Linked DNA regions of Homo sapiens: region 1 is linked to region 2. A link is a loop called in an ENCODE intact Hi-C map of the cell type or tissue named here. Cell type or tissue: heart left ventricle. All regions are shown on one strand. Each heading gives the region's core, and the rest is flanking DNA. Links, peaks and the distances in the headings are about the cores only. Region 1 overlaps LINC01630 (long intergenic non-protein coding RNA 1630). Region 2 holds the start of LINC01630 (long intergenic non-protein coding RNA 1630).

Region 1 (9,930 bases), core at 1,301-9,300, 52 kb after region 2:
ATGGCGAGAGAGTTGGAAAATGAAGCTGAGAAGTTGGGCTGATTCCACCTTGTGAGATGTTCTGGCGCTGGATAAAGAGCTTGAACTTTGGCCAGCAATGCCTCTGCTTACAGCGTCTAAACCACAGACCAGTCCATTGATGAAGGACATATAAGGGCGGTTCCTAGTTTTTGCTTTAACAAACACTATTGCAACGAATAACTGTACATTCATGCATGCATGGGAGAGCATACCTGTAGGATCAACTCCTTAAATGGAATCACTGAATCAAAGGGTATGCATTTGTAATTTTGGTAAATATTGTCAAATTCCCTTCCTTAGAGGTCATGTCCATGATCACTCCTAGCAGCAGAATATGAGATGAGCTACCTTTCTGACTCTTCGCGTGCGCGTGCACACACACACACACACAGTGTAACAAGGACAGTTTTTCATTCTACTTCACACCAGTTGTCACCCTTCCTTGATGGGGCACAGATGGCCAAGCTTTAGCTCTCCCTAAGGTACAAAGACACAAGTTTGAGATGGATGAAGTCTTGTCCTGGACGGGTCCATGAATATCCCTTATGTTCTACCTAAGTTTAGATTTCTGTCCCATGGGGACCCACAGTGAAGCACTGTGAGAAGTAGTCGGCCTCCAGGCTGTCAGATTCAAAGATTGGGAGTGCCCCCATACTAAATGGAACTCTTAATTACTCAGAGAGAATGCGTCATTAATGAATGGTTTTACACTTTACCTGCCTTTTTTTTTTTTTCTCATAATTTTGGCTTGTGTCCCTTTCTGGGGAAATAATTGCTCTAAGTCTTATTTGTTCTAAAATTTTAATCTTAGAATGTATTGGTCTCTTTAATCAGTCTACCACATAAATAATTCTTTATAAATATTTGTTATTTTTGTGAGCTAATAAAAAAACTAATGGCATATGATTATTTGGACACGTTGTAAGAACTTCAAATATAAATCTATGTTTTGCAGGCCAGCACACACTGCTAAGTGGAAGAAGAAGGCAGAAAGTTTTGATTTACAGGCACAAATCCCATGCATATGAAATAAAAGACAACTGAAGTTTTGCTCAGCCATCTCAACCATCAGCTCCATTCATCTTCTAACTATGTGATGATATACACTAAACACAGATGGCCAATATTAAGTATGAAACTACCTGACAAAGGAAGCTGATTCTAATTCAGAACACCATAATTCTGGATGTTGAAATCCGAAAAGATAAAAATCCTTAAAATTTAATTCTGGAAAAAAAATCTTTAAGAGATTTATTTACATTTAGAAAAGGGGGTTTATTTAAGAAACATAAAAACATGACAGGATATTTCACAGCCCACTTTACACAATTAATGAGGTGACACTATACATATTTTTGCAAGCATAAACACTCAAGTGTGTTAATGGCAGTTGCATGGGCATAATAGTTATAAGTAGATGAACTATATTAAAAAAGAAATAGGTCAAAAGGGAAATGTAGACATGCATATGACTATGGTTGGAATTGTGTGTACCCAGATTTATAACTGTGGTCATCTGAAATACCATGACAAACAACCTAAATTTTTTGACAAGATCGGTCAAAAACCTTGATGGGTTACCACAGAACATGCAGTCACCTAAAGAGCTGAAATCTTGTGAAATTTTATCTTTCACAAATGCAGATGTACAAAAAGGACATCTCTTAATTTATTGAGAAAGTTTCAGTGTTTTAAATTATGCGTAGTGCACAATGCTTACACACAAAGTCAACAGTGTGATAATGTGATAATTTCATGGAGTCAAATTTGTAAAAAATGCATTAAATGAATTCGAACTCTCTAAAAGCCTCTACACAACCTATACCTCCAGAGTTGGAAATGATGCAAAGATAGGATAGCGAATGGTAAAACATAATGCTGTCAATTTAAAAGAGCCTAGCCAACATGCTGAAACCCCAGCTCTACTAAAAAAATTACAAAATTAGTTGGGCATGGTGGCGCATGCCTGTAATCCCAGCTACTCAGGAGGCTGAGGCAGTAGAATCGTTTGAACCCAGGAGGCAGAGGTGGTGGTAAGCCAATATTGCACCATTGCACTCCAGCCTGGGCAATGAGAGTGAAACTCTATCTCAAAAACAAACAAACAAAACCAAAACTAAAAAAGAAAAAAAGAAAAAAACCCAAATGGAAAAAAAATCAATATATGAAAAAGTGTATTACAGGAATAGATTATGGGTAATTTCATCAAGATAGTCCATCATAAGAGCTGGCCAATTTTCATGATCGTTAACTATATTTTGAAGTCTTGCATCATAATGAATAGATGCTTTTTTCCTTTTAGACCATGGCTCTCATTGGAGAATATGTTCACATTCATTTTCTACACGATGTTGTTCTTTTTGAAATTCTCTTGTGATTTGACATACAACAACATGAACATTCCATATTAAAATTTCCCATCTTCTGTGCCATGCCTCGATGTTGTTTTGGGTGTGTGGAAATCCATTCCTCACGCACTCATATACATACCACACATTTGGCAGAAACAATACTGGTGTTTGAAGGGAACGCCATTATGTAAGTGCCTTCTTATCTTACCATGCACTTAATTATTTTTCAACCATTCATTAACTTTGCTGGCTTCTCCAGGCAAATGCAGCTTTAATTCATTAAAAGTTTTTGTAATGTCATCAGCTGGAAGAAATGCCAATGCAGGCAAATGGCAAATTTTTAAACTGAAGTTTCTGTTGTTGCTGTATGTCATGGCCAAGCCACTCATCTAAATTTTCTGTCAGATGCATTGGGCTGAATGAAAAAAACATCTTTATTGGTAACATCTTGAAATTCCCTTGAAATCTATTTTCTTCTGCAAAGTCCACCCGATCTGCAAATAAGCATTTGTAAGTGCTTCACTTTTCCCAGCCATTAAAACATAATTGAGTGGATAAATTTTAGAATCTTTTGCATGAATTGTATATAGATGATAAAAAAAAAATCAGTGGGGACAATTTTCAAAGTGCCATCCATTAGCCAAATTGAAGCATGAGCTAGTTTTTTTCATGTTATATTTAGTGGTAAATATAAGTAGTGTATCTTCTTCATTAGTCAAATCCCCAGTCAAGAATAGTTCGCTATTTAATGTGTTTTGGAACACTGGAGGAATCTCAATGTCACTGAGCTTGTCAAATTCTTTTTATTCTATGACAAAGGGCATTCTAGAAAGGCAAGCATGACACTTTGTGTCAAGGGGCAGAAGTTGTACATGACTCAATAATTTGGAGGGCAGACTTCTTGTATTTTTTGCCCATGTTTTCACTTCTTCTGTGATCAATTTGACACCTAAAATTAAGTCCACATGTTCACCCCTTGTCAACTTGTCACCCTAAAGCATGCGCATAGGTTGACAGGAAGAATCAAGACCAGAGATAGATGATGATTCAGGAGGGAGAAGCTATCACTGCAGGAGCACAGTTCTTGAGGAGGGGAGGGGTCCAGGCTGCAGGTGCAGTGCTGTGTTTTGGGAGGCTATTCTGGAAAGATAAAGAATGTGAATAATGTTCATGTTGAGTGATTCTAGGCATGAGAGTAAAAAGTACTTGAGGAAAGCAAAATCTATGGAACATACTCCTCTGGCAGAATTTTGGGAAACCCACACCCACACCCACACCTCCACACACAACCGAACACACAGCATAGAAATGCACAGTGCCTGGCACATGCCAGGTGCATAATGAATTTTTTAAATAAAAATGTGATCTTGCAAGTGGAAGTGAGCCACCTCCTAGTCAAAATATTACCAGGAAATCTGCTGTCTCAAGGCAGATGGGAATGGCTAAAGGAGGGAAGAGAGCAAAAGGAGAAGGAAAGAGGGTGTGGGGCAGGGAAAGAAAGAAGAGAGAAGGCAAGAAAAACAAAGAGGAGACCAAGGCCAGCAGTGGCAGAGAGAAGGGTGAGCGGCTGTGTCAGTGGTGGCCCCAGGCACCTGTGCTCTCAGCTGCTGACCCTGGGCAACTTTGTCCTTAACTAACAGCTAAGAATCTCTAGTCATGGGAAACTGCAGTAACAGCACAGGTGTGACCCAGCAGCCGCTCTGCTTGGCCTGGCTATAATTAGCATCCACTGGCAGCCTAGAAAACTACCTGCTCTTGAGGTCGGTGAGTTCAGAGCCTGTGAGTAAAAACAGGGGGGTGCAAAGAGCCGGTTAAAGCTCCAGCTGTGGTGAGTCAGTGCGAGGTTGCTTGGCCCCAGAGCACAGCCCTGCAGCCTGGTCACCCTGGGCACAGCCCTGGATCCTGGTCACCCTGAACACAGCCCTGGAGCCTGCGAGGCTCATGTGAGAATGAGGGTGGCCAGAATTCCTTGACTGTCACTTATCTGTCTGGGCAGACGTCCTTCATGGCTGGCTTTCTCTGGCTCCTGGGGCAGCTCCAGCCCGTGGGAGTTGCACTGTCTTGGCAGACAGGGAGACTGGCTTTGGCAACACACCGAGGGCAATGCTTTCCCAAGGATCTGTCTCCTTGGAGAGTCTTTCTAATGCCTTGGCGCATTTGTGTTCTCCCCTGGGTAGCCCGTCCCGGCTCAGTGCTCATTTCCCACATGGGGGCATTAAAAATAAATCTTTGCTGTGAAATAGGAAGAAAATTTTTCCCAGAGCTTCTCTTCTCTTCTTTGTGTGTGTGTGTATGTGTGTGTGTGTGTGTGTGTGTGTGGAGTTTGGAGTCTGAGAGGGGAAAGGTAGAACCCACGATCTCTTCTGGCACACTCCTGGAACACTGCGCTGTAGTAGTGAATACAAAATTATCTGCCTGCTGCTACTGCTCCCTTACAGGCTCGTTATCCCCCACTATCCGGTGGCGTTGGCTTCACCGTTCCATGCTCAGGCAGCAGCACTCCCATCCTGATGGGAGGGCATCCGGGCAGAGTCCCATCCCTCCACAGTGGCCACATTTGAAGGCAGCCGCTCCTCCCTCTCCACCTGTCTAATCCTAAGAAAGTTATTCCTTATACAGATCTTAATTTCCTTGCCACTCTGCATCTCTAATCCTGGTTTTCCTTTGGACATCCCATAGTTAGCTGACTTCCCCTCCAAATAAAAGCCCTTCCTTTATATTTGTGAGATAAATGATTATTTCCTGTTTTCCCTTTCTAGTCTGATCAGCCTCAATGATTTGACTGCTCATTATTTCCCCAAATATGTGTTTATTGCCAACTGAGAGGCTTCTACTGTGCTAGGTGCTGGGATGCACCTATTAATAAAATGTAGCCCTGGAAACTGGAGGCACCCACATTTTTGTTTAAAGAAACACTCATGGGAAGAATAGAAACATGCCAGATAACTAAAATACGATGTGATAAGAGGCATAACAGAGGTAAACTTTCTATTGCCTATTGAGGATTTATCACGTCGGGGGTGGAGGAGTGTGCTGTGTGCATTATCTCACTTAGAACCTACGACAACCTTGTGATGTAGGCATCATCATCAACTTGTAGATAAAGTCAGTTGATCTGCCCAGCTTCACAAGGCTGCCAACCCTACGTTGAAGGGCAGATTCAGGATTTCAAATCACTGAGATAAATGTAAAGTCCCACTCTCAAGGCCACACACCAAGAGCAAGGACGTGAACTCAGACCATCTCGCTGCAGAGCCTGCCTTTTGGACTACCCTGCCATCTTGCTTTCCTGGAAGGCTTTGGGAGCACTATGGCACCAGGATGAAGAGTATCCTCAGCAGGGCTACTGCCGCAGACTTGTACCAAAGAGATGCGTGCAGAGACTCCCCGCGCAGGAAGCTGGATGCTAGTGCTGACCTAGCTCTGACCTTGCTGTGGTTCTTGGCACTCCCAGACAATTCAGGCAATTCAGTTTCACATTACTGACACCTCTGCTGTTCTGAGTACATGCTTTCTTTCAAAATGCAAAAGCGAGGCCACTCCATGCACCTCTGACAATGGTCCATTCTTAGAAGAATCACCTGTCGAAGCCGTCCTGGGAGCTATTGAATTAATTTCTACCACTTGGAAGGCAGCAGTTGTCCTGGAGAGGAAGGGCACAGCTTTTCTCTATCATCTGGCAGCCTCCTTGGAGCTGTCTGGGGAGATGGGGATGTCCTGGATGCATGTGCCTGTTTTTATTTCATTGTGGATGGTGGTGTGATCAGTACTGAGTATGGCATGCAGGAATAATTACTATTATCACTACTATTTCAACATCAATTCTGCATCATCAATAGCATTGGGCATTGTCAGAGAGCAGAATTAGAATCAGGCTTTTTGCCCAATGGGATCTCAATTTAAACAGAAATTGCTCATGAACAGGAAGTTGCAATGGTGGTGCTGGGGAGTCGGGGCTAGGGGTTGGAAACAGGGAAATATAATTTGTATGTTTCTCTGTGTTTTGGAGGGGCAGATATCAACCTTTTGTTTCTCTCTCATGATTTGGATGATTTTTTTTTTAACAAAAGCCATGGCAATAATAATGATGTTACGTAGAATTTAAACTTCCCAGGCAACATTTTTGCCATTATCAATGATCTCAAAACTCTGGAGAAACCAATATTTATTAAAATTGAATTCACACCTGCAAGAGACTCAGGAAAATGCTGCGACGGTCTTGGGGAAGCCTGGAGTGATGGGAGTGAGTGACTTTGCTCCTCTAATGCTCCTTGTTTGCTTATTTCCTCCTGAGCAAGTATCTTGTTTCTGTGTGTCCTGATTCGTTGTCAGTAAAGACGCTTCTGTCTCACTCTCTTTCATGTCTCCTCTGTGTGAACTGCTGACCACCACCCAGTACCAGTTCTAGAGAAATCTTCCCAAATGAGCAATTTCATTCATGCTTTCTCCTTCCCAGAATTCTTGACCACTTCCCTATTGGGCTGTCACTTCAAAGCTAAACCCTTCAGCCAGGTCTCCCAAAATTTTGGAATCTGCTTCCCTCCCATTCCTTCAGGTTACTCTTTGGTTTCAGAAACTCTACTTTCTTGTTAGCCCACAAGCTCATCTTGCAACCTTTTGCTCTGGGGCTCTGGTCATGTTTCTTCCCTTGGCTGCCATGACCACCCTTCCCTTCCATGTATGTAACACCACCCGCTGTCCTGCATGGCCATTCTCTCCTGCTTCTGAGGCCTTTCCTGGGGGTGTCCTTCCAATGACCCTGCCTCCTGTGAACATCTCTGGTACTGATGGTCTTATGGGTGTATGTCCCCCCAAATTTGTATGTTAAAGCCCTTTATTAGTCAGGATTCTCCAAAGAAACAGAACCAATTGTGTGTGTGTATGATATACATATATGATATACATATATAAAATATATACACACATACATGTATAATATATACATATAACACATATACAATATATACATACATGTACATATTATATATGTATATATTGTATATATGTATATATAATACATACATATATGTGTATATTGTATATATACACATATATGTATATATAATATATACAGTATATACACATATGTATATATAATATATACAGTATATACATATATGTACATATATATTATATATAATATATACCTATATATGTACATATATGTATATATTATATACATGTATATTATATGTAATACATGTAATATATATAATATATACCTGTATACAATATATACATATGTCTATATTATGTAAGTATATTATATATGTATATGTAAATATGTATATATAATATATACATATATGTATATATGTATATGTAAATATGTGTATATAATATATACATATATGTATATGTGTATATGTATACATTGTATATATTATATATGTATATTATATATACATATATACATACATATTATATATGTATATATATTATATATGTATATATGTATATATTATATATAATACATGTACATATTATATATAATACATGTATATATAATACATGTACATATTTTATATATAATACATGTATATATATAATACATGTACATATTATATATAATACATGTACATATTATATATAATGTATTATATATGTACGTGCATTATATATAATATGAACATGTATTATATAGAATATGAACGTGTATTATATATGTACATGTATTATATATAATATGCACATGTATTATATATAATATATACATGTATTATATAATATATACATATATATGTATGTATATATGTATACATACATATATTATATGTATACATACATATATGTATATATACATATATAATACATATATAATATATAATACATATACATATATATGTATATATGTATATATTATATATAATATATACATAAACATATCCAGTATGTTTATATATACATATTATATATATACATAATACCTAATATATATGTTTATATGTAATATATAGTTTAATATATGTATATATGCTTGTATATGTATACATAATATATTACATATTATATGGTGTGTATATATTATATATAATATATCATACACACACAATTGGTGATATATGTGATACTTAAATATACACACATTTATATGTATATATGTGTGTATATACACACACGTGGTATATATAGAATATAGATATATATAAATTATATAAATGTGTGTATATATAATATGGATTTCATATATATCTTACATATGTGTGTATACATAAAAATATTTATAAAAAAAGAGATTTAGTATAGGAATTGGCTTACATGACTATGGAAGCCAAGAAATCCCACAATCTACCATCTGTAAGCAGGAGAACCAGGAAAGCCAGTGGTGTCACTGAGTCTGAGTCTCATGTCCTGAGATCCAGGGAAGCCAACAATGTAACTTCTAGTCTAAGGCCAAAGACCTGAGACCTGGGGGTGGAGGGGGACACTGGTGTAAGCTCTGGGGTCCAAAGGCCCAAGAATCAGGAGCTCCAATGTCCAAGGGCAGGAGAAGATGGGTGTCCCAGCTCAAAAAGAAGAGAGAGTGAATTTGCCCTTTCTCTGTCTTTTTGCTCTATTCAGGCCTTCAGTGGCTTGGATGATGCCCACCCACATTGGTGAAGGTGATCTTCTTTGCTCAGTCCACTGACTCAAAACATCCTCATAGACACACCTGGAAATAATGATTTCCCAGCTATTTGGGCAACCCTTAACCCAGTCAAGTTGACACATAAAATTAACCATCATAAGCCCTAATTCCCAGTACCTCAATGTGACTATGTTTGGAGACAGGGCATTTAGAGATGTGATGAAGTTAAAATGAGGCCATTAGGGTGGGCCCTAATTCAATCTGACTGGTATCGTTGTAAGACAAGGAAACTGGAACAACATAAAAAGAGACCCTAGGGGTATGTACACACATCTTGCCAGCAGCAGAAGAGAATGCTTGTTTTTTCTCAGCGTTGCCACTATGAGGCTTTAACATTTTTTGTTTTGTGTTTGGAAATCTAATAAGGGAAAATCATATTTCTATGTTTTGATTTGCATTTATTCATTAATAAGGTTAAGCATTGCTTCAAAAATTTGTCCACCATTCATGTTTTTATTTTCCTGAACTCTTCTTCATAACCTTTGTTCATTTCTATGTTGCTTAACTTTTTATTACATAAATAATATTTATAAATTAAATAACATTGTCTTTTGATCTCATATGTTGCAAATATTTTTCCAGTTTGTGATTTGTCCTCAACTTTGCTTATGACTTTTTGTTTTGTCACATTTATTAAAAAAATGTAGTCAACTTTATTGTCCTTTTCTTTTGTGGCTTCTGAGCTCATTATTTTAAAAATCTAAATGGGGTTTTTAGATTTGTAGATTAGGGAAATGCACAAAAACATTTCGGAGGACATCATCCACGTGTTTTGTAAAATTTTCCATGATATCCTTGAGAGTAAAATGGAGAAATGAGGGTTGGATGATGATATACATCAAAGTGTCTTTATAATTTACTCAATAATGCAAACTATAAATGTACATGAAGAGTGCTGATTAATGGATCCTTGTCAGCTTGGATTCCCTC
Region 2 (9,930 bases), core at 1,115-9,114:
CATAGGTAAATGTTGTGTTCTGAGATAATCACTGCTTTATACTAATCAGCTAGACAATGATCTCATGGGATACAATGGTCCTGTGCAGAGATGTAGAAACCCAGGAATTTCTTCTTCACATCCTTGCAAAAATCGCCCTGCAGCTCAGAATGCTCTCTATAAGACAGGATAGAGATTGTTTTAGGATGCTATTGTCTTCCCTGCCCACAGTCCCCTCAGAGGGGGAACTTACTCACAGAAAGCCCTTGTTGTCTCAGCTGCTGTTCTTTTTATCACTTGATTCAGTTTCTCCCTGGCCACAGCTGATTGGACTTAACCATAGCAGCTGATTGGACTTACCGTACCAGCACAGAGATAAGCTGAGCCAATCAGGGTCTTGCTTGGGTGAATAGAAATGAAGAAACACAAAAGAAAGCTGCCAATTGGATATGGGTATTGTAGCTGAAACGTCTTGCGAGCTGAGTCAGGGTCGGGGAAGCTGTGATGGCAATGAGAAGTCAACACACTGAGGATGGAGAGAAAGAAGATGAGTCTGGGAGAGAAAGAGAATGATTCTTCTGGCCGAGGGAAAGCAAGAATATCTGTTCCTGCAACTGCACTGATTCTAGAAACACTCTCTATTCGAACTCTCATGAGGTAACTTCTTGTTCCTTAATTCTGGGTCTCCTCTACTCCTGTTCTTGACTCCTCATGAGATCATTTGAGCTTAGTAATAAACCCCACTTATCTTTACCAGGCTTGAGGGAATGCGTGTGTGTGGGGTCTCTGCTCCTTTCAACAAAATTATCCTCTATAAAATAGGTGGCACTGGGGGAATGGTTATCAGCTGGGTTTTTTTTTTTGTTTGTTTGACAGTTTGTTTTTGGTGTGGGGGTTCCTGAAGAATGTATATTTAATTGTAGTATTAGTCACCTGAGTTAGAATAGCTGGATGATGAGTGTTTTAAAAAAATACTGCTTTTGGCTGGGAGTGGTGGCTCATGCCTGTAATCCCAGCACTTTGGGAGGCCCAGGTGGGCGGATCACGAGGTCAGGAGATCGAGACCATCCTGGCTAACAAAGTGAAACCCCGTCTCTACTAAAAATACAAAAAATTAGCTGGGCGTGGTGGTGGGCGCCTGTAGTCCCCGCTACTCCGGAGGCTGAGGCAAGAGAATGGGGTGAACCTGGGAGGCGGAGCTTGCAGTGAGCCGAGTTCGGCGCCACTGCACTCCAGCCTGGGCGACAGGGCGAGAATCCATCTCAAAAAAAACCAAAAAACAAAACAAAACAATAAAAAACATTGCTTTCAATACACTTTTAAGCTTTTAATACTTTTTTCATGAAAATTTTCAAATATTGAGACCAGTAGAAAGAATAGTAGAATAGGTATCCATCAATCTACCACCTAGATTTAACACTTATTAACATTTTTCCCTATTTGCTCTATCTCCGTATTTCTTTTCTGTTGTTGGATTATTTTAAAGTAAACTACAGATATTGTAATATATTTCCCCTAAGTACTTCAGTATGCATCTCTAAAAGAGGTGTGTTCCTACATGACCACAATACCGTTGTCACATAAAACACAATTGGCAGTATTTTCTTAATGTCATTAATAACCTAACTATTAAGAAAATAGTGCCAATTGTGTTTTATGTGACAAGCATAAAAAGAAGAAAAATTGGGACTCATTTAAATAGTCCCAATTTTCCTCAAAATGTCTTTTATAGATGCTTCTTTTCACACCTTGATATAAAGATGGCACGGCATTGAATTGTTAAATTTTGTCCTTCAAGTCTCTCCTAATCTAGAAGTGTCTTCCTCTTTATTTTAAAGGAAGAAATTAGGCCAGATATTTGGCAGACTGTCCTACATCCTAGATCTGTCTGATAGTTTCCTCACAGTCCTGTTTATCTTGTTTCTCTCTTCCCAGTAATTCCTATACAATGTAAGTTACATTTCAAGCCAACTCTCTTCCTCAGCCACCTCTTGTAGTACAGGGATGGTCACTTGATCCAAGGGTAATTTATCCACTACATTTTTGGTGATAATAGCTCAGAGGTGGTTATGCTGTGTATTTCATATTGCATCACAGCAGGAGGCACTTAATGTCTGGATGACTGTCCCACTATTTGTGATACTGTGTTGGTTACTCTGTTCAAGGTGATGACTGCCAGATCCCTCTATTGTAAAGGAAGGCATCTCCTTTTGTGATAAGAAAATAAGCTATGGGTGATACTATTGAGTTTTCCATTAACCTTTCACCTAATGATTTTAGTATCTACTATTGATTCTTTCTGGAATGGATGAACTTTGTCACTAACTAATATTTTCTGACAATAGGATAGGCTACAGGGAGACTGAGAAGCGGAGGCATGAAATCTTCTTTGTTGGAGATTGTTATGCATGTTACTATTATTATGGATATATGTATTGTTATTTATTGCAGCCTAACAAACTGTCCCAAAATATAGTGACATCAAACAACAACAATACATTTATGATCTCTCCTGGTCTCTGTGGGTCAGGAATTTGGGAGGATATGGCTGGGTGCTTCTAGCTTAGGGTCTCCAATGTGGTGGTCGTCAGATGGGGCTGGAGCTAGAAAAGCCGGAACCTAGATTATCTGGGGACTGGCAGGGAGTTTTTATCTTTGTGTTATCTCAGGCCCACCCTGTGTCATTTCTCTGCATGGGGTGGTTTGGGTTTCCTTGCAGCATGGTGTCCTCAGGGTGGTAGGACTTTACATGGTGGCTGGTAAGGACTGAACATTTGTGTCCTTCCAAAATTCACATGTTAAAATCCTAACTCCCAAGGTGATGCTATTAAAAGGTGGGCTCTTTAGGAGGTGATAAGTCATGAGGGTGGAGCCCTCTTGAGTGGGATAAGTGCCTTTAGAAGAGGTCCCAGAGAGAGCTCACATGTCCCTTCTACCATGTGAGGATACAATGGGAGGATGTCGTCTATGAACCAGACACCAAATCTGCTGGTGCCTTCATCTTGGACCCCCCAGCCTCTAGAGCTGTGAGAAATAAGTTTCTGTTGTTTCTAAGCCGTGCTGTTTATGGTATTTTGTTATAGCAGCCTGAGCAGACTAAGACAGGGGCTCAGGGTTCCAGCGTGTTTCCAGTGAGCTGGGTGGAAATGGCTTTGTCCTTTGCAGTTGGCCCTTGGAAGCCATGTAGCATCACTATACAGTACTCTATTGGTTGACCAGTCATGACAGTTGGCACAGATTCAAGGGGAAGGGACACACATCCCACTCTTGACAGTGAAAGTGTCAAAACATCAGCAGACATGTTTAAAAACACTATATTGTTTTTATGAAGTAAGCATATACATCTGTATTTACTAATATTTGCCTTTAAAAAGGATCTGCATAATTAATAATTGAGAAAAACAGAGCAATTAAAAATAAGACAAATAATAAATAATAAATGGATCAAAGAAACAGATATACCTGCCATCTGGACAGATTATAGTTCCAATGTAAAGGATGAAGGACTTAGGTGTTTGTAGCTCTAGTTGCTGGGTAAAAGGTTGTTTACAAATTTACCTGAAGAGTTATTTTTTTCCTCTTGACACTGAATTTTAGAAGGACTTTATTAAATGTATTCTTTCATCAGGGCCATTGAGAAAGAGAACCGTCAATGCCTGGCTTTGGTTGTTCAGAAGACAGAGAAATACTCTTTAGGTGGACACTTGTGAAACAATTTCTCTGGGAAAACAGAAACTCGAATACCAATATTAGCTTTTGATTAGTTTCTGCAGGGGAACTAAGATAAGTTGTGAGTATGTTGCCTTCTGAAGATGTAGCCCCTGCTCTGGTAGGGTCTTGCTCAGGGAACCTTGGCAAAAACTTGTCAACTCCGGCCACACATTATAATCACAGGATGGAAGCAACTCTTACAAACCCACATGCCGAAGTTCATTTATCAATTATGCAATTGTATTCTTTAGACCAATTGAATACAATCTCTGGGGGTAGGATATCGGCATTAGTATTTTTTTTTAAAACTCCACAAGTGATTCCAGTGTGTGATCAGGATCTAGAACCATTGCTTTAGAGCAGGGCTTGGTAAACTGTTGTGAAAAGGGCCATGTAGTAAATATTTCCAGATTTGTGGTCATACTGCTTCCATCCCAGTGCTTCAGCTTCGCCTTTCAGCAGGACAGCAGCCATAGACAATGGGCATGATGAATGGGCATGGCTGTGTTCCAATAAAACTTTATTACTGACACCTTGTTTGGGGACCAGTTACATTTCAGCTCTCTTTAATAGCATCATCCTTGTATGTAGAACCTCAGATGTGCAGACATGAAAGAAGGGAGTACATTTATAACTATTGTGACTGTCATGGGCATTTTGAGTGGCAATTTAAATTCTTCTCTTTTTTTCCCCAGAGATGACTTTATTACTCACAGCAAAAGCAGTAGCCAGAGTATCAGAATTTGTGCTTTTCCCCCTGAACCCCAGTTCCCACAAGGGTAAGAATTAGGTCCTGCATAGATACCTACACATGCAGTGGGTCATGTCATAAAAAACAATGAGGGTGGAGAACCAGCCATTCTATAGCAGGCAGTGGCTTACTTGCTCTTTTCCCTCAGCTCTGTTTTTTTTTTTTTTTTTTTTTGAGACACGGTCTCACTCTGTCACCCTGGCTGGAGTGCAGTGGTGCGATCTCGGCTCACTGCAACCTCCGCCTCCTGGGTTCAAGCGATTCTCGTGCCTCAGCCTCCTGAGTGGCTGGGATTACAGGTGGCCACACCACCGCACCCAGCTAATTTTTTTTTGTATTTTTTGGTAGAGACGGAGTTTCACCCTGTTGGCCAGGCTGGTTTTGAACTCCTGACCTCAAGTGATCTGCCTACTTTGGCCTCCCCAAGTGTTGGGATTACAGGCATGAGCCACAGCGCCCAGCCTTTCCCTCAGCTCTCAAGGTGCACATTGCAAATGCACCCCTGCAAAATGGCCCCAATAAAGAACCTTGCATTTCTGGCACATCCAGCAAGAATGTGCAGGAATGCAAAAAGCCCATGGAGAACCATCTCCCAACATCAGTACATGTCCCTGAAATGAAAATTAACCTGTCTCAGAAAGATATAGACAAGAAAATGTGCTATTACTAATGTTTTAAACTATATAAACTAACAACTACCTTTTGCCAAAACTTAGACTTGAGTATCTTTTGAAAAATCAGGTAATAGTGATATTTCCTTTTCAAGCACTATCCTGGTTCCTTATATTAAAACTAGACTCCATATCAGGATGACCAGAGTTTGAACTCTGGAGGCATGGCCCATGAATACAAATATCTTTTCTGTCCCCTACCATTTCTTTTCTTTTTCTTTTCTTCATTGTTTGTTTTCTTGTCCCCTACCATTTCTTATTGCTTTCTAACAAAATTAAAATTTCTAAATTATTATATATTGTCTTTTATTTTAAAAAAGGAAGGGGGTTAATTCACAAGCTTATATATTTCTTTGCACAGCTTCCCCCCACCCCAGCTCTCCTCCCACCACAAATCTTCTGTCCTTAGGACATAGATCTTTGGAACTAGGAATGACATTAGAGATTGTTTCCTTTCTGGTCCTCCAGAAGGTCTGTGACTTGCCCAACATGGCTAGGGCAGGAACCAGGAGGGCAGGACCAGAATTCTGGCCTCGAGTCCCCTGTCTAGAGATCAGCTAACTCTTGCCCTCTGCCTCCCTCCTCTCTGCATTCACACCTGATTCCTGCTTTACAACTTCCTCAAACACTAAGGTGTCCACTGACCCGGTCCTCTGTCTCTTTCTGGATCCAAGACCTTGAAATGACCTTGATTTGTTTTCTAGTCATTGTTAATTATTTGAGGATGGAGTAATGCATTGTCCTGCATTCTCCATCAGCTTACAGCTGATGGTGAGAAGTGAGAGGTGACACAGTTATTGGAGGGCAGGATTGGAGGGCCTCCAACTTACTGTGGTTTAACTTATGAATTTTAGACTTTATGACAGTGCTAAAGTGATATGTATTTAGTAGACACTGTACTTTGAATTTTGACCTTTTCCTGGGCCAGCGATTTGCAGAATGATGCTCTCTCATGATGCTAGGCAACAGCAGTGAGCCGCAGCTCCCATTCAGCTGCACGATCAGCAGGGTAAACAACTAATACTGCACTCTACAGTATACTGCATTCAATGAATTACATGAGACATTCAACTTTATGAAATAGGCTTTGTGTTAGGTGATTTTGCCCAACTGTAGGCAAATATAAATGTTCAGAGCATCTTTAAGATAGGCTAGGCTAACCTGTGATGTTCAGTAAGTTAAATATATTAAATGCATTTCCAACTTGATATTTTCCACTATTGATGGGCTTCCTGGGAGGTAAGCCCATTGTAAGTCGAAGATCATCCATAGTCCCTTCAGATTCAAGTTCAAAAACATCCTTTTCTTCTGAAAATACCTTCACTTTTCTGCTTGTTAAGGCTGGACAATTTTCCCCTACCCCCAACCTTTTCCCAAATCCTTTTCTCTCAGACTTGGAAGACCCTACTCTCTCCTAGCTCTGTTTCTAGGCCTCTCTATTCTTTTAGCTTCTTTTAGAAGACAGTCCACATTGTGTTATTGTCAGTGCTGGCTTAATCCTGGGCCAGTTTCCATCTGTGTAATCTTTTGCGTAATCTCATCTGCTCTCACAATTTTGAATTCCAAAAATACTCACACAGCTTCCTTATCTCTGCCTGGTATTTTTGCAGTTGCCTACTAGCTAAAATAATCCATTTAAAATTCTTGTCACATGTCAAAGAATTTAGGGAAGAATGGCATTTTCAAATTTTGACTGCATTACTAAATCACTTTACACTGGATAAATCAGCTGTCTTTGACCTTATAACTTTTTTCTTTTAGTTATTTTATGTGCATGAATTTCCAGTTGTATGAGGTATAAGAATTATTAAATGAAAAGCTATGGAAATTTTTGAGATCTTGATTTCTTTTGGTTTTAATTACTGACTATATTCATAGTCTAGGTAATAATTTGATTTTGAGATGACTCCTATGAGCAAACACTGTATATATTCCTATATAAAAAAGGTTAATTAAAAAATCAAATATCATTTCTCATCTGTTAAGCCACCCTTAATTGTTAAAATAATTATTTTCTGTCTTTGTCATGCTTTGGCAAAACTGGTAGCAGTGCAAATTGAAATAACATTTTTAGAAAGCCAGTTGGCAACATTCAAAGGGATGTTTTTACAATAAAAACGGAAGGTGTATCTTACTGTGTTTGAATGTAATTAAAATGTTCAGAGAGAGAAAATGTTTAGAGGATGCAAGGATAGGGAGGTGGGATGTGGGACCTGATAGCACTGGGCTGGTTCAAAGATTATATTTAGATTTTCTATATGCTTGAGGATGGGGCTTTATGGACTCTAGAAGAAGTCTCACGGCTTTTTAATTTAACTCTGAGACTTTTGATTGGACCAAAGACTCCCTTTCCCAAAATTCCAACTTTTGCATTCTCCTGCCAAAACTTTCCGGTAGGAAATAATGAGATGGAGTGCGCAAAGCCTAGCAGGGGTGAGGCTCCTCCTGTCCTCTCTGTGCTCAGGGTACTGGGTCAGTGCTCTGGCTTGTAAGCTTTCCTCTGAGAAGCAGGAAATCAAAGGCAGACCATGGTGCCTGCAAGTATGGCCTGGGAGTCATCTTCAAGGTCTCCCACTGCCCAGCTATCCTCAGGGTTTTATACTTTTACATAGAAACACCTGAATCAAGACAAAAATGCATCTGGCAACTTATTGCACTTTTTTTCCCACATTTGATCTTTTTCAGCATTAGCCAAGTCAAAAATAGTCTGGAGATTTGAGTGTTGGAACAATTAGCCACCTGTATTTTATGTGGAAAAAAATAAGAATTTCCAGGCTTGGCTCAGCCATTTTGTGTTGATTATACTGAGTACATCGAAGCGAGGTGACTGAATTTTGCACACATTAGAAGCAGCAGCTAAAACTCTGTACAGCTTGTGTTATAATTGGGAAAGCAGGGATCTGTTCCAGCATCGTATCATTCCCTGAGTTCTCTAGTAATATCACACTAACTTTCTCAGCAAAGCTAAGCAGATTAGTTGGAGGGGGTAGTAAGAAACTTGGTTGCAATAGAAATTCTTTCTGGTTAGGAAAAATAAAAGGCAGTGATAGGCCACTGAACATTCTGGGAACAGTCATGCCTCTGCCTTTTGTCCCTGACAGAGAAGATAAAGTCACGTGTAGATGACGCTGAAGAGGATTTCTTTGAGTTGCCAGCAAAGCTCTGTTTCAGTTATCTATTGATGTGAAACACAAAATTCCAACGTAATGGCTTAAAACAACGATGTATGATTGCGACATTCTGTGGGCCCAGGAGTGGGGCGTATCTTGGTGGTTCTTCTGCTTTGCATGATGTTGACTGGGTCACTACTGCAGCTGCACTCAGTTGGGAGCTCAGCTGGGGTGGCATATCCAAAGTGGCCTCTCATTGTCCGGGACTTTTCTCAGACGGCCCTCTGATAGTTCAGTAGTCTAGTCTGGATTTCTTATGGCATCACAGCTGGCTCTGAGAATGTAAAAGTGGAAGCCGCCAGGCCTATTTAGGCCTGGACCTGGGACTGGCACAGCACTGGCACTCATTTAATTGGCCAAAACAAGTCACAAGACCAACTGAGATTGAAGGGGAAGGGAAGTAGCCTCCAACTCTTGGTGGGCTGGGGTGTCTGGGGGGCAGGTTGGGTTGAGGCAACTCGTCTCTTGGAGGGTCCCAAGCACAGATAGGATTGTATTTTCCTTTAGATAACCCAATTTAAATTTATTATGCAAATGTTATTGATCACAAAGTGTTAATATTTATGTTATTTATTTAAATAAATAAAATGCTGGATGTAAAATAATTTTATAAATGGTAAAATACTTCAGTAAATCAAGTTCTGGCCTAATGGAAAGGCATAATTGAAAGGCTTTTACAAAATGTAAAGCTTGGGGTCCTTATTTCACGTAGGAGAAAACCGAGGCTCCTATAAATATTTAACTTGCTTAAATTAATCATTTTTCAGTTTTAAGTCATTAAATTTTTGTTTGGCGTGTTGACAGAAAAAGGACTAGAAATACCTCTTAACTCCCAGCTCAGTGCTTATCTTTCTCTCTACCTTCTAATCATAACTTAACAGTTGTTCCTGAAGAAAATCTAACCTTTTGGTTTTCTTTGCCATAATCCAGAGTTTCTTGCCTTTGGCACTATTGACATTTTGAGCCTAATGATTCTTGGTTGTTGGGGGTTGTCTCGTACATTGTGGGATGTTTGGCAATACCCTTGGCTTCTGTCCACTGCCATAATCCAAGGCACTGACATTTCTTATGCTGCAGTTCCTGAACTGTCTACATAATCATGATTGAGAATTAACTATTTTCCCAATCAAAAACGCAGGCACAGGTCTGATAAAGGACTCCCCCTGCCCCAGTTTGTACATTCAGATATAGAAAAATGTTTTAAGTTATAAATTAAATGTATAAAATTAAAATTTTGATTTTATTACATACATTATACAGATCACCTTTAAAAACACAATTCCTTAAAATTCAGTTGTTTTGGCAAAATGACAAAGTATGGTTCATAGGATTTTTCTTGCAAATCGAAACTGATAACTGTTGGCAAATGTCAGCTGTTATCTTTTTACCTCATTTCCAGTTTGGGTAGAACCTAACTGGAGAGGTGATGTTAAATAACAGTGTGTTCATAAAACACAAAGTGAAGAAGAGATTTGGCAAAGTGTCTAGTTGATTTGAAACAAGTAGACCAGAACATATTCAGTTTAAAAACACTTCCTGATGCAAGTATTATCCAGACTGAATTTCTACACTAATCAAATTGTTTCAAGTATTCATTTCACTTGGTATTGTGTCAAAACAGCTGAAGTGTCTGATAAATTATTCTTTC

Evidence for each region. Hi-C counts contacts between places; a loop is a spot of excess contacts. Peaks named below come from ENCODE experiments on the same cell type or tissue, not always from the same donor. Only the 100,000 strongest peaks of a DNase experiment are listed, where the experiment ranks them.
Region 1: a loop joins it to region 2, with 7 times the contacts of the local background. A loop is called at or near these places in 2 of 110 quality-filtered maps.

What each region holds. Positions count from the first base shown.
Region 1 is chr18:51,443,350-51,453,279 of GRCh38, forward strand. All of the region lies in intron 1 of LINC01630 (long intergenic non-protein coding RNA 1630), which reads left to right. Among named protein-coding and RNA genes, the nearest start is that of LINC01630, 56 kb to the left of the region's middle. RefSeq lists enhancers at 3,924-3,973, 4,104-4,163. In heart left ventricle, for the core only: no CTCF peak of the experiment used is centred there; a DNase peak (open chromatin) is centred at 4,352; H3K27ac peaks cover 285 bases.
Region 2 is chr18:51,391,622-51,401,551 of GRCh38, forward strand. It overlaps LINC01630 (long intergenic non-protein coding RNA 1630), which reads left to right and starts at 421. Exons shown (of 3, transcript NR_040074.1): 1 at 421-636. In heart left ventricle, for the core only: no CTCF peak of the experiment used is centred there; no DNase peak of the experiment used is centred there.